2 separate regions of the Homo sapiens genome follow, and region 1 is linked to region 2. The links are chromatin contacts, found by Hi-C in ENCODE. All regions are on one chromosome and are shown on one strand. The core of a region is the stretch at or near the end of the contact, and the rest is flanking DNA. Distances in the headings are between cores, read along the strand shown. Region 1 has its middle 4.3 kb from the start of LINC01283. Region 2 has its middle 150 kb from the start of LINC01281.

Region 1 (5,452 bases), core at 281-2,780, 270 kb before region 2:
TCCTGGGATCACCTCCCAGTCAAACCACCTGCATCTAAGTCCTTTATGAGATACCTAACCTGATGCAGAAGGGGACACCAGGTTTTTCTGATGATACTGAGAGATGCTTCTGCGACCTTGGACAAGGGCTGCCAGATGTACAAATAAATACAGGACTCCCATTTACATGTGAATTTTAGATAAACAACAGATACATTTTTAGTGTAAGTTCTGTGCAATATTGGGGGCATACTTACACTAAAAATTGTTGTTTGGGCATATTTATACTAAAAAATCATTGTTTATTGGAAATCCAAATTTACCTGGGCATCTTGTATTTTCTCTGGCAACCTGAATCATGGCTGGAAAGAAGGGTGAACTAATTAGGAAACTGGAAATGATTACAAAGTCCTGGATTTTGTGTCATTCTGGACTGGATAAGGCAGATTTGTGAGCCTTTTAACCTTTATCATACCTAATCTGGGAGTGGTTTGCACCCCATCATCCTCTTGGGCACCCTATACAGCTAACTGCATGTGAGGACAGTCGGGGAGAAACATCACTCAAGGAGGTTAAGGAAATGACCACAACCCAGGGGTCTGTTCCCTGAGGTGAAAACCCTAGTGGCCTTCAAGGCTGTAGTCATACATTTCCCAGGTAGCCTTAGAAGGAGTAGCAGTACAGAGTGCCAACAGCAGAAAATGGAAAGTCTTAATCACATTCCTTTCTTTGGCTACCATCAGCATGACAGCAGTAAAATTGTGTTTCAGCAGCAGGGGGCCCAGCCAACCTGCTACTGGTCACTTCCCCACAGGGCCTGGGACTGAGGACTGCATGAGTGCTGGATACTAACTCCATGCCTCACCTTACTCTAAGCATGTCACAGAGATTAGCACATTTAATACAGCAACAACTCAAGGAGAGAGGTAGAACCTCAGATGAGGAAACTGAAGCACATTAAATCACTCAGCTCTGAGATGGGAGATCTGGCATCCAGACCCAAGCAGTGTGACATGGGTGATGTCACTTCTAGTCACTGTAACACACTCCTCAGAACTGTTCCTGGGACCATGAAATAGTGCATGTAAAGGACCCAGCCCAAAGTCACTGCCCAGGTGGAGTCTGAAGGTGTCCATTCCAGATATCGTCATTATTTTAATATTACTCTTATCCCCATCTTCTCTTGAGCCCTGAAAATGGCAGTCAGCCCTAGTGATGGTGACTGTAGAGAGACCAGGCTGGTCTGTCTTCCCGAGGGCTGCTGGGCAGCCCAGATAAACTTTTCAATCCCTTAATCCCCTTCACCGAGACTGCAGTCACCTCCTGCCTCCATCTTGCAGGCCATGAGTTTATCGCACAGTCAGAAATAGCTGCCAGGTCCCCTGGAAAACAAGCCTGCAAAAGAAGCCTGTGAAGCACAAGCTCCAGGCAGGAGCAAACCAAACAACAACCTGCACTGCGGTCAGGCAAAAAAGCCCCTCTGTGTTTGTTATCAATGCTGACCGGGTGCTGGGATGGTTTTGGTTTTGGTTTTCTTTTAACAGTGGCTTAGCTGTTTTTATAAGAGCTGAATTCTGATGCTAGGCCAGGCAGCTAAAGTAGAATCCACCCAATATTCCCCCTCCTTTTACAACTAGCCATAGGGAAGTCCTGAATTTGGGCTCCAGATCTCCCAGCTTTCAGGATACACTCATCTGGCCTCTGCCTTGCCCTCATCTTAAGTCCTAGAGTGTTGCTAACAGGGGCAAGATAAGGACACCGACAGGGTGGGCGCCTCTATATGCTGTCGGTGCCCCGCCCTGTTCCCTCAGCCTGTTCAGGCTGACTCCTAACTGCCAGTGTGTGTGTCTCTTTGCCTGATGGCTTTCTAGAAACTGTGGACCACCACACTGCCCGTGCACATGAAAGAATTACATGACTATTGCAAGCTAGTGTATAAACAGCCCAGCTCCATGAATGAGATAACTTGGATAAGGTTGTGCGTTCTCCACCAGTGCTACTTGAAGTGTGGTCTCCAGGCCCTTGACAAGCTGTGAAATGTTTATTGCTTGTACATTTCAAGGTACATACACAAATGGAAAGTTGGCGTTTACGAACGTTTATAGCAATTTGACATTGCTGTGACATTTTAATTGTATTTTTACAAAAGTATCCACTTATAATGGATTGATAACAACAGCAGACAACCTGGTACTTTCCCCAGACAGCTTGAGAAGCACTGGTCTCTCTAGTTCCTAGTTTCCCCAGTGGGATTAAACTCCAGTTGCCCACCGTGCCAGCCAACTTGATAATGCACCTTTGACTGGCTCCCTTTCGTTACCTGTCTCATTTTCCTACTCCGCTACCAGTGTTTCTTGCATTTCTCAAATAAACTATTTGCATTCATTTCTTTGTTTTGGGGTCGGCTTCTGGGGCAACCCAAACTCAGACACCCTCCCTTGTAAAAGGCTGCCCACGCTGCCATCTGCTGCCTGGGGCATGTCACTGGTGGCTCCTTCATTTTTTCCCCAAGGAATTAGGTAGCCCATTAAGGATGATAAATTTATCTGCCCACCTCTGCATTTCTTCCAGCATCCATGGCCTAAGGTCATGAAGTCACTGCCCTCGGCGTTCTTTGCTTTTTCAGAATGACACACTGGCTGGAGCTGACAGAAAACACACTTTCAGACAGTTGGCAGCCAAGAATCATCAATATTCTGCTTAATATTGAATGCCCCCCACTGCCTTTCTAAGATGGGCTCTTACAGGGCAATGTGGCTTCAAGATAAAGGTCTGAAGCATGCCCTGGGCAGCAGATAGTGGCATGGGTAGCCTTATACAAGAAAGGGTGTTTGACTTTGGGTTGCCCCAGAGGCCAAAGTTGAAACAAAATTTATAGGCTAGAAGGGCCAGTTAGAAAAACCTGTTCTTTTTCGGAAGTCACTTTTGCATGTACGTGGAATGCTTTTGTTCAGATATAAAGCACCCAGGCTCAGTCTGTTATGCCCTGAATCATTTTCTTGTGGCTCAGGGCCTCCCTTGACTTGAGTGCTATTATCCCTCTGCCTGTTAGACCATGCTCTCTATCTCTGGGCTTGCTCCTTGGTTGTTTACAGATTTCTCAATCTGTCTGCTCAGGCTGAAAGAGACCCCACCGCCCATAAAAACTCTGTGGTTCTAAATCATTTCTCTCTCTCTTTCACTCAACTCAGTCCCCAAAACTCCCAGAGCCCGGAATTAAAACCATCTTGAAATCCAAATTTGTACTTCTCCATCTAGCAAAGTAATTTTACCTTTGGCTTTTTGGGGGTGTTTATGTCGGTACTTCAGACATCCCTGTTGGCCACCAGTCCTCAGTGCTTGCCCTACTCTAGTGGTCTGGAGTAGAATGATTCTCTTGAAGCTTTTTACATATTTTGCAAATAATGTCTGTCCTCCCGGCTCGGCCAGGCTGGAGTCAGCAGGCCACCTGCACAAGCATGCACACTGGCTCTTAGGAACGTGTTCAGTTCTGGGGTAGGGGCTTGCTGGCACTAATGTACATCCATTTAGAAATCCCTCAATGAGAATGTGAGTGAGTCTAGCACCGTTTCAGGGACTGTGGCCAAGGGTTGTAGCTGTTTCAGTCTGGCTGGGGGAAAAATGAACTATGATCAGTAAGAGCTACTGAGAGGCAGAATAGGAGGAGGGGCAGAGGTCAGACTCTGGGGCTGATTGCCTGAGTTCAAATTCTGGCTTTGTGTGACTTTGACAAGTAATCTAACTTCTCTGGGCTTCACGTTCTTCAACTATAAAAGGGTGATAGTAGGAGCCCCTATCTTAAGGGATTGTCTTGATGATTTCACGAGTTAATCTAAATTAGTTTTCAATGCCTCAAAACGTTAGCTGTACTATTACTATTAATACTACGACTGCTCTGTGATATTAAATAGAAGTGATACACAGAAAATAGGAGTTAAGGTGGACTTTGGTAATCAGAGAAGGCTTCCTGGAGGAGGAGGCTTGATCTAGGCAAGGAAAGTTGGGTAGGATTCTATGAATTGTGGTCAGAGGTCAGACTAACAGACTATTTTCCAAAGACGACAGCCAGCAATATCCCTTGAGCCACAGACTCTTCTATAAGGTGTCCTTGACCCTCCTCCCATTGAGAGGTGGGGGTCTATGTCCCTTCTTGAATATGGAGTGGTCGGTTTATGACTGCTTCAATCAATAGAATCCAAGGGAAATGATGCTGAGACTGGACCATAAAATGGCCATGCAGCTTCCCCCTTATTTGCTAAATCACTTGCATAGGAGGCCCATGAGCTCTGAGCTGCTATGTAAGAAGCCTAACTATTCTGAGGCCACCATGCTGTGAGGAAGCCCAAGCTATGTGGACTTCCTTCTGTAGGTGTCTGCCTGGCAGTCTTTGAGTCCTCCCAACCCAGGAATCAGACATGGGACTAGGAACCCTCAGGTGATTCCAGATTGCACTCCCCAGCTGCAAGTCATCCTTAGGCTTGAGTCTTCCCAGATGAGGCTTCAAACATCCTATAGCAGAAATAAACCATCTTTGCCATGCCATGTCTGAATTTCTGACCCACAGAATCTCTGAGCATAATAAAATGATTGTTGTTTTAAGCCACTACGTTTTTGAAGGTGATTAGTTACCCACCTGCTTGTTATATGCAGTGAAAAGGCAGCTCTAATGGCAGGGCTGGCATGAGCAAAGTCACTGAAGAGAGCACAGTGAGAATTCTGAGGGTAAGGACAGCAAGGAAAGAGGGCAGCAGTGGGGCCCATGTCCTGTTCCTTCCCACCCCTACGCAACATCATCTCATCATCCTACAGTAGGTAAACATGATGGAAGGTGATTCATGATAGTTCATGAAAACATCTGTGCAAATTTTAAAACATCAACTCTGGTTCAATTCATTCTCTGACAGGGTGAAAGTTCAAAGAATATTGCAATAAATAACATGAAATGCGTATTGATAGGGTTTGGCTGTGTCCCCACCAAAATCTCAACTTGAATTTTATCTCCCAGAATTCCCACTTGTTGTGGGAGGGACCCAGGGGGAGGTAATTGAATCATGGGTGCCGGTCTCTCCCATGCTATTCTTGTGATAGTGACTAAGTCTCATGAGATCTAATGGGTTTATCAGGGGTTTCCGCTTTTGCTTCTTCCTCATTTTCTCTTGCCACTGCAATGTAAGAAGAGCCTTTCACCTCCCACCATGATTCTGAGGACTCCCCAGCCATGTGGAACTATAAGTCCAATTAAACCTTTTTTTGTTCCCAGTTTCGGGTATGCCTTTATCAGCAGCATGAAAACAGACTAATACAGTACATTGGTACCCATAGAGTAGGGCATTGCTGAAAAGATAGCCGAAAATGTGGAAGCTGGGTAACAGGCAGAGGTTGGAACAGTTTGAAGGGCTCAGAAGAAGACAGGAAAATATGGGAAAGTTTGGAACCTCCTAGACACTCATTGAATGGCTTTGCCCAATATGTT
Region 2 (5,425 bases), core at 1,378-3,877:
CACTTGAGCCCAGGAGGTTAAGGCTGCAGTGAGCCGTGATCGCTCCACTGCACTCCAGTGCCTGGGAGACAGAGAGAGATGCCATCTCAAAAAAAAAAAAAACAAAAAAAAACCTGAGCAATAATATTTCCCCTCCATTGTTTCCTTGAAGGCTGACTCAGAGATCCTACAACCGCTTCAGACCTCTGGATGCCAATCGAGAGTATGTCCCTGTAATGGGTGAGGCAAGCAGAAAGCTACTGTCTTACCTTCTTGGGAACTTCTGAACTTTTCCCCAAGGTGTATGGAAGAAGCAGCTCTCCTCAGCTGGCCTGCCGAATGGCCTGGCATCATGGGCCCAGCCAACAGAGTTTGGTAGACTGGACCCACTCCATGGGGTTTCAGATCACAAATGAATAGATTTCCTTTTCTTTATTTTATAGATAAGAAACTTAGATGTAGAGAACTATGACTCCTCGCCCAGTATCTTAGATCTAGTTGGTGGCAGAGCTGCAGTTTCTGTCTGCTGGTCCAGTTGTGCATGGGAAGTGCTCAGGGCAGATGGCCACCTTCTGCTTTCTTTAGCAATCTTCTCTTTCTTTCTTTCTTTCTTTCTTTCTTTTTTCTTTCTTTCTTTCTTTCTTTCTCTCTCTCTTTCTTTCTTTCTCTTTCCTTTCCTTTCCTTTCTTTCTTTTTTTTTTTGATGGATCCCCACTCTGTCACCAGGCTGGAGTGCAGTGGCTCGATCTTGGCTCACTGCAACCTCCGCCTCCCAGGTTCAAGCAATTTTCCTGCCTCAGCCTCCCAAGTAGCTAGGACTAGAGGCAAGCTCCACCACGCCCAGCTAATTTTTGTATTTTTAATAGAGACGGGGTTTCACCGTGTTCGCCAGAATGGTCTCTATCTCTTGACCTTGTGATCCACCCGCCTCAGCCTCCCAAAGTGCTGGGATTACAGGTGTGAGCCACCGTGCCTGCTCAGTAATTTTATCTTTCTAAAGAGCCCAGAGGCCTTCCCTCATGAACCAGGTCAGCTGTGCAGCGGCCAGGGTGGTGGTGCAGGGAGTTGATGCCCTCCAGGCTTCTGCTTCTTAAGGAGCCCCTTGCCTACTTGCATGCCTGCCTGCAAGCTCTGACCTCCCATTCACCCAGGCAATGAAGGAGAACAAGCAGCAGAGGCAGCCGGGCACAGTGACAGACCAAGGCAGAGTGACTAACAGTGTGAAGTGCCCATCAGGCAGTTGTGCTGGGTGTAGACTGCAGCTTTTAACACAAGTGAGGGCATGCGCCTATTGTTATTTTAATTTTTAGGCTACAGAGTTGTTATGGGCTCAGTTGTGTCCTCCCCAAAATTCAAATGTTGACATTCTTACCTCCGGTACCTCAGAATGTGACTGTATTTTGATACAGGGTTTCTACAGAGGTAATCAAACTGAAATGAGGTCTTTATCGTGGGCCCTAGTACAATATAACAAGTGTGCTTATAAGAGCAGGAAGTTTGAACACAGACACTCACAGAGAAAAGACGATGTGAGACTCTTGGGTAGTAGACAGCCATCTACATACCAAGGACAGAGGCCAACCCTGCTGGCACCCTGATCTCAGATTTCCAGCCTCTAGAAGTGCAAGAAATAAATTCCTGTCATTTAAGCCACCCAGTCCATGGTACTCTGTTATGGCAGCCTGAGCAGATTTAGACAAGAGTCATCCTGTGTTCTTAGATTGCAGGCCAAGATATGACAAGTGTTGTCCTCCCCAGTCCAAGCCGATGCCCCTAATCAAGGGGCGGCCACTGAGACAGAAATTGAGGAGTGGGGAGTGGAGAGGCCCAACACAAAGCACTTCCTGCAGCCTCTGTCTCCAGCATCCCTCCTCTCTCCTTCCCCACTGCCTTCTGGGCCCGTTATTGGCCAACCAGGAGCAGCTGTAGGGCCTCACCAGGCCCCCCCACATTGCCCGAAGGAGACCCCACAGCTAGAAGCACCTTCCTAACAGCCAGCCATTGCTCCTCTGGCACCTAAAAGCAGCTGCAAGCAAGGGCAGGGGAGAGGGTTAAGGATGCCTGGTTCTCCTGGGGTTAGCACCTAGCAGCCTCCTGTGATCCCCTCAAAAAGTAAGAAGCTTTAGCCTGTGGGTGCACCTGCTTGGTGCCTCCTGGAGACCTTGTTTTTAGCACACGCACCCTTTCCTCTCTCTGTCTGTCTTTTATTTCTAAATAAGAGAAGGCAGTTCTTTCAACACCAGAAGTGGAAAAAGAGGGAGGGGGCCAAGGAATGAAAGACTCAGAGAGTGTTACACATAACAGTGGGCGTATTTTATGGAAAGCAGCCGACAATCAGTGTTTGCAGACGCCTTTTATTTTATATTATTTCCTCATCTGTTCAGCTTTCTTGGGCGGAAGCCAGAAAGTTAATATTCTCGGTCAAAGTCGGCCTTTTATCTGTCAGGTTCAAAATGAAACCTAGACGCTGGGGTTTTAAAGTGTCTCAGCCAAAAGGCAAACACACCTTCTCAGCAACTCCAGCCCAGGGACTGTCGCTGAGGCTGATGCTCCTGAGAGAAGCCTGGCTCTTACTGGGGACTTTTGATTAAGAGTTGCTGTTGTTCCTTCAGCAGGACACGCGTCAGCCTGGGGAACCCAGCCTGACCACAGCCTTTTGGCGTCATAGCGCATGAACATGGTGCCATCAGCCAGTGTCTGGGTCACCTCACAGATCATGCCGGGGTCCTAGGCAATTTGGCTGGCTAAAAGAGGCAGGTGAAAGGAAAGGTCAGGAGGGGGTGGTTAACCCCTGCCTGAGTCCTGGCTGGGCTCCTGAAAACAGACTCTGTGAGAAACAGTCTGCAGAGTTGTGATGGTTTTCAAACTTGTCTCCAATTTCTTTGACGGTACCCCCAAGAAAAGGTGGAGCTTTATTTCCCTCCCCTTGAATCTGAGCTGCCTTTCATGACTCACTTCTAATAAAGAGTAACAAAAGTAACAAAAAGTGAAGCTATGTAGTTTCCCAGGCTAGATCATAAAAAGTAAAACAGCTTCCACCTGGCGCTCGCTCTCTCATGGGACACTCACTTTGGGAGCCCCGAACTGCCATGTAAGAAATCCAGCTGTCCTGAAGTCACTATCCTGGAGGGACTGTGTGGAGAGACCACACAGAGACACCAGGTGCCTGGCTGTGGCAGCCCTAGCTGTTACAGTGTTCTCAGCCCAAGCACCAGACATGTAAGAGAAGAAGCCTTAGTGATGTCCTCACCTCCAGCCATCTAACTGCAGCAGCATGAGAGAGCCCATGAGCTGCCTTGCTGAGCCCAGGCCCCCTGGAACTGTGAGTGCTGAGAAAATGATTACCACTATGTTACACCATTAAGTTTGGGGCTGTTTGTAATACAGCAATGGATAACCAGTACAATGGCCTTCTCCGTTTTTTGTCTCCTCCACAGCAAAACTGTGGAAGATAGGTCCCTTTCTGCTGTAAAATCCTCTTTTGGCTGTTGATCTCGGGTCAAAAGGCTTGTATTTCACTTGTGATTCTTCCTGTCACATAATATTCGTCATTCACTCAACCCTTCTAGACCTCAGTTTGCACATCTATAAAATGGGGATGATAGAATGAGGCTAACTTTACAGAGATGTTAGAAGGGTCAAATGAGATGGCGGATATAACTTATAGAGTTCTCAATGCCCTGAGATCCAAGAGCTATGATAAATACATTTCTTTTGAGGGCCTCTTCATCACAAGTGTGCTGCAGAAAGATATATGCAACCTATATAACAGGTGTTACATACATGTAGAAAATGAACAGCCCCACGCAACTCTAAGAGGAAAGAGGACTTTGTAAAATACAAGAACTACATAGAAGCTTCTTCTTATTTTTTTATGATCTATCATAATTACAAGGGGGCAACCACTGATGTTGCTCAGCTGTGGAGATTAATTTTATTCTAGGAAGCCCAAGACTTTGTGGCCCTCTCATTTATACCCTAATCAAAGTGAGGGCCTCTGCAGTCAATTTGGGATGTCCCCTATATTTGGAGGTGACTTAAAATGCAGTGGGAAGTCCCTGGGAGTAGAATTCCAGAGGCCTCCCTGTATCAATCGCCCCACTCAACCCCAGACCCAAGTACACTCAGTAGCATATTTGGGGCTCAACCAAAACTGAAAATAGGATCTGCAGGAAGGGATGAGGAGTGAGAATTTTACCACATGCTACACTATCCCACACTTAGCTTGGACCCAGAATTCTTCTCGCCTCTCTGAGTATTCTGCCCTCAGCACTAAACCCTTGGCGTGTCTAGGGGCCTCTCCCTTTCTTACAATATGGCTGCAGCTAATAAAGGCATAAATGCTGCAAAGCACTTATTACAGTAATATTATCTTTATATTATCCCAGCATTACCAGGCCGTGCTCAGGGGCCGGGGAGGCGGGAGAACCTCTTCGGTGCTGTCAGTAATCGGAGGAAGGCAGTTTAGTTTAATGATAATGACTTACACTTACATAGCTGCCCTCATCCCAGAGGACCCTGGAGCACTTTACAAACACACTCTCACTCTGAGCCTTTCTAACAAACCTGAGCCGCAGCAATGCTTATAAATAATATATATTCTGAGTGCCTCTATATACTGCAAATGTATGATATAAATATGTATAAATGTAACAAATATGATTTTTGCATGTTACATTTATAATCTTTAAAAAAACGGTGACCCATCATGGGTGTGCAGTCACAAAACAGACTCATAGGATGCTGAAGTCCGATAGATAGTGATACTGCACAATAGATAGTGATACAGACAGTGATACTGAACCATTTACAACAGGTATCAGCCTGGGGCTTTTCAAAGCTAAGGAAATCCTTCACAGTTTGCATTCATTGGGCTCCTCTTTCACTGGGAAGGTCATTCTTAGGTGAAGTTTGTTCAACCAGTTTCAGCTCAGGGTCAAGCAAATCCACAGATGTGGACAGCGTGGATGCACACCAGGGTTGATTTTGAAGCGTCAACACCAATGTGCTGTGTGATCACGGACAAAGCAGTAATCTTCTCTGGGCCTCAGTGGAATCCTCAACGTAAGTGGCTATAAGGCTCTGCGGTAGCTTGTGGCATTGTTCTCAATCCTTCAGGCCCTTCCTATATTAGAATTACATACATTTATGCCCTTTGCCAAGTGTATTTGTAGTTCTTCACATTAGAGTAGACAGAGTTTCCTTCACTATCTCGTGGATTCAGAGTTCGGTCATGTTTTCTGATTACCATTGTTGTGCAACAAATGGCCCCAAAACTTAGTAATAAAGAACAATAACCATTTTATTATGTTGATGGACACTGTGGATCAGGAATTTGCTTGGGAGTACAGTCAGGATGGTTTGTTTCTACACCAGGATGTCTAGAACCTCAGTCGGAAAGACTAGAAATCTGAAAGTGACTCAATATTTAGAGCTGGGATCATCT

The links. Hi-C counts contacts between places; a loop is a spot of excess contacts on that map. Pooled maps may share reads with other maps.
Region 1: a pooled map shows a loop between it and region 2 (2.7-fold over the local background). The contact joins two enhancer-like sites. A Hi-C loop is called at or near these places in 4 of 168 maps with a recorded cell type or tissue (CD4-positive, alpha-beta memory T cell, CD8-positive, alpha-beta T cell and naive thymus-derived CD4-positive, alpha-beta T cell), 11 of 37 single-sample maps with no recorded cell type and 12 of 50 pooled maps.

What each region holds. Positions count from the first base shown.
Region 1 is chrX:39,436,394-39,441,845 of GRCh38, reverse strand. No RefSeq gene overlaps it. Among named protein-coding and RNA genes, the nearest start is that of LINC01283, 4.3 kb to the right of the region's middle. RefSeq lists enhancers at 1,154-1,203, 1,294-1,573. Within about 2 kb of position 1,530, at least 4 of the 41 ENCODE cell types and tissues checked have a DNase peak (open chromatin) inside an H3K27ac peak, as active enhancers do; they include CD8-positive, alpha-beta T cell, where a contact is called at or near this core.
Region 2 is chrX:39,172,038-39,177,462 of GRCh38, reverse strand. No RefSeq gene overlaps it. Among named protein-coding and RNA genes, the nearest start is that of LINC01281, 150 kb to the left of the region's middle. Within about 2 kb of position 2,627, at least 7 of the 41 ENCODE cell types and tissues checked have a DNase peak (open chromatin) inside an H3K27ac peak, as active enhancers do; they include CD8-positive, alpha-beta T cell, where a contact is called at or near this core.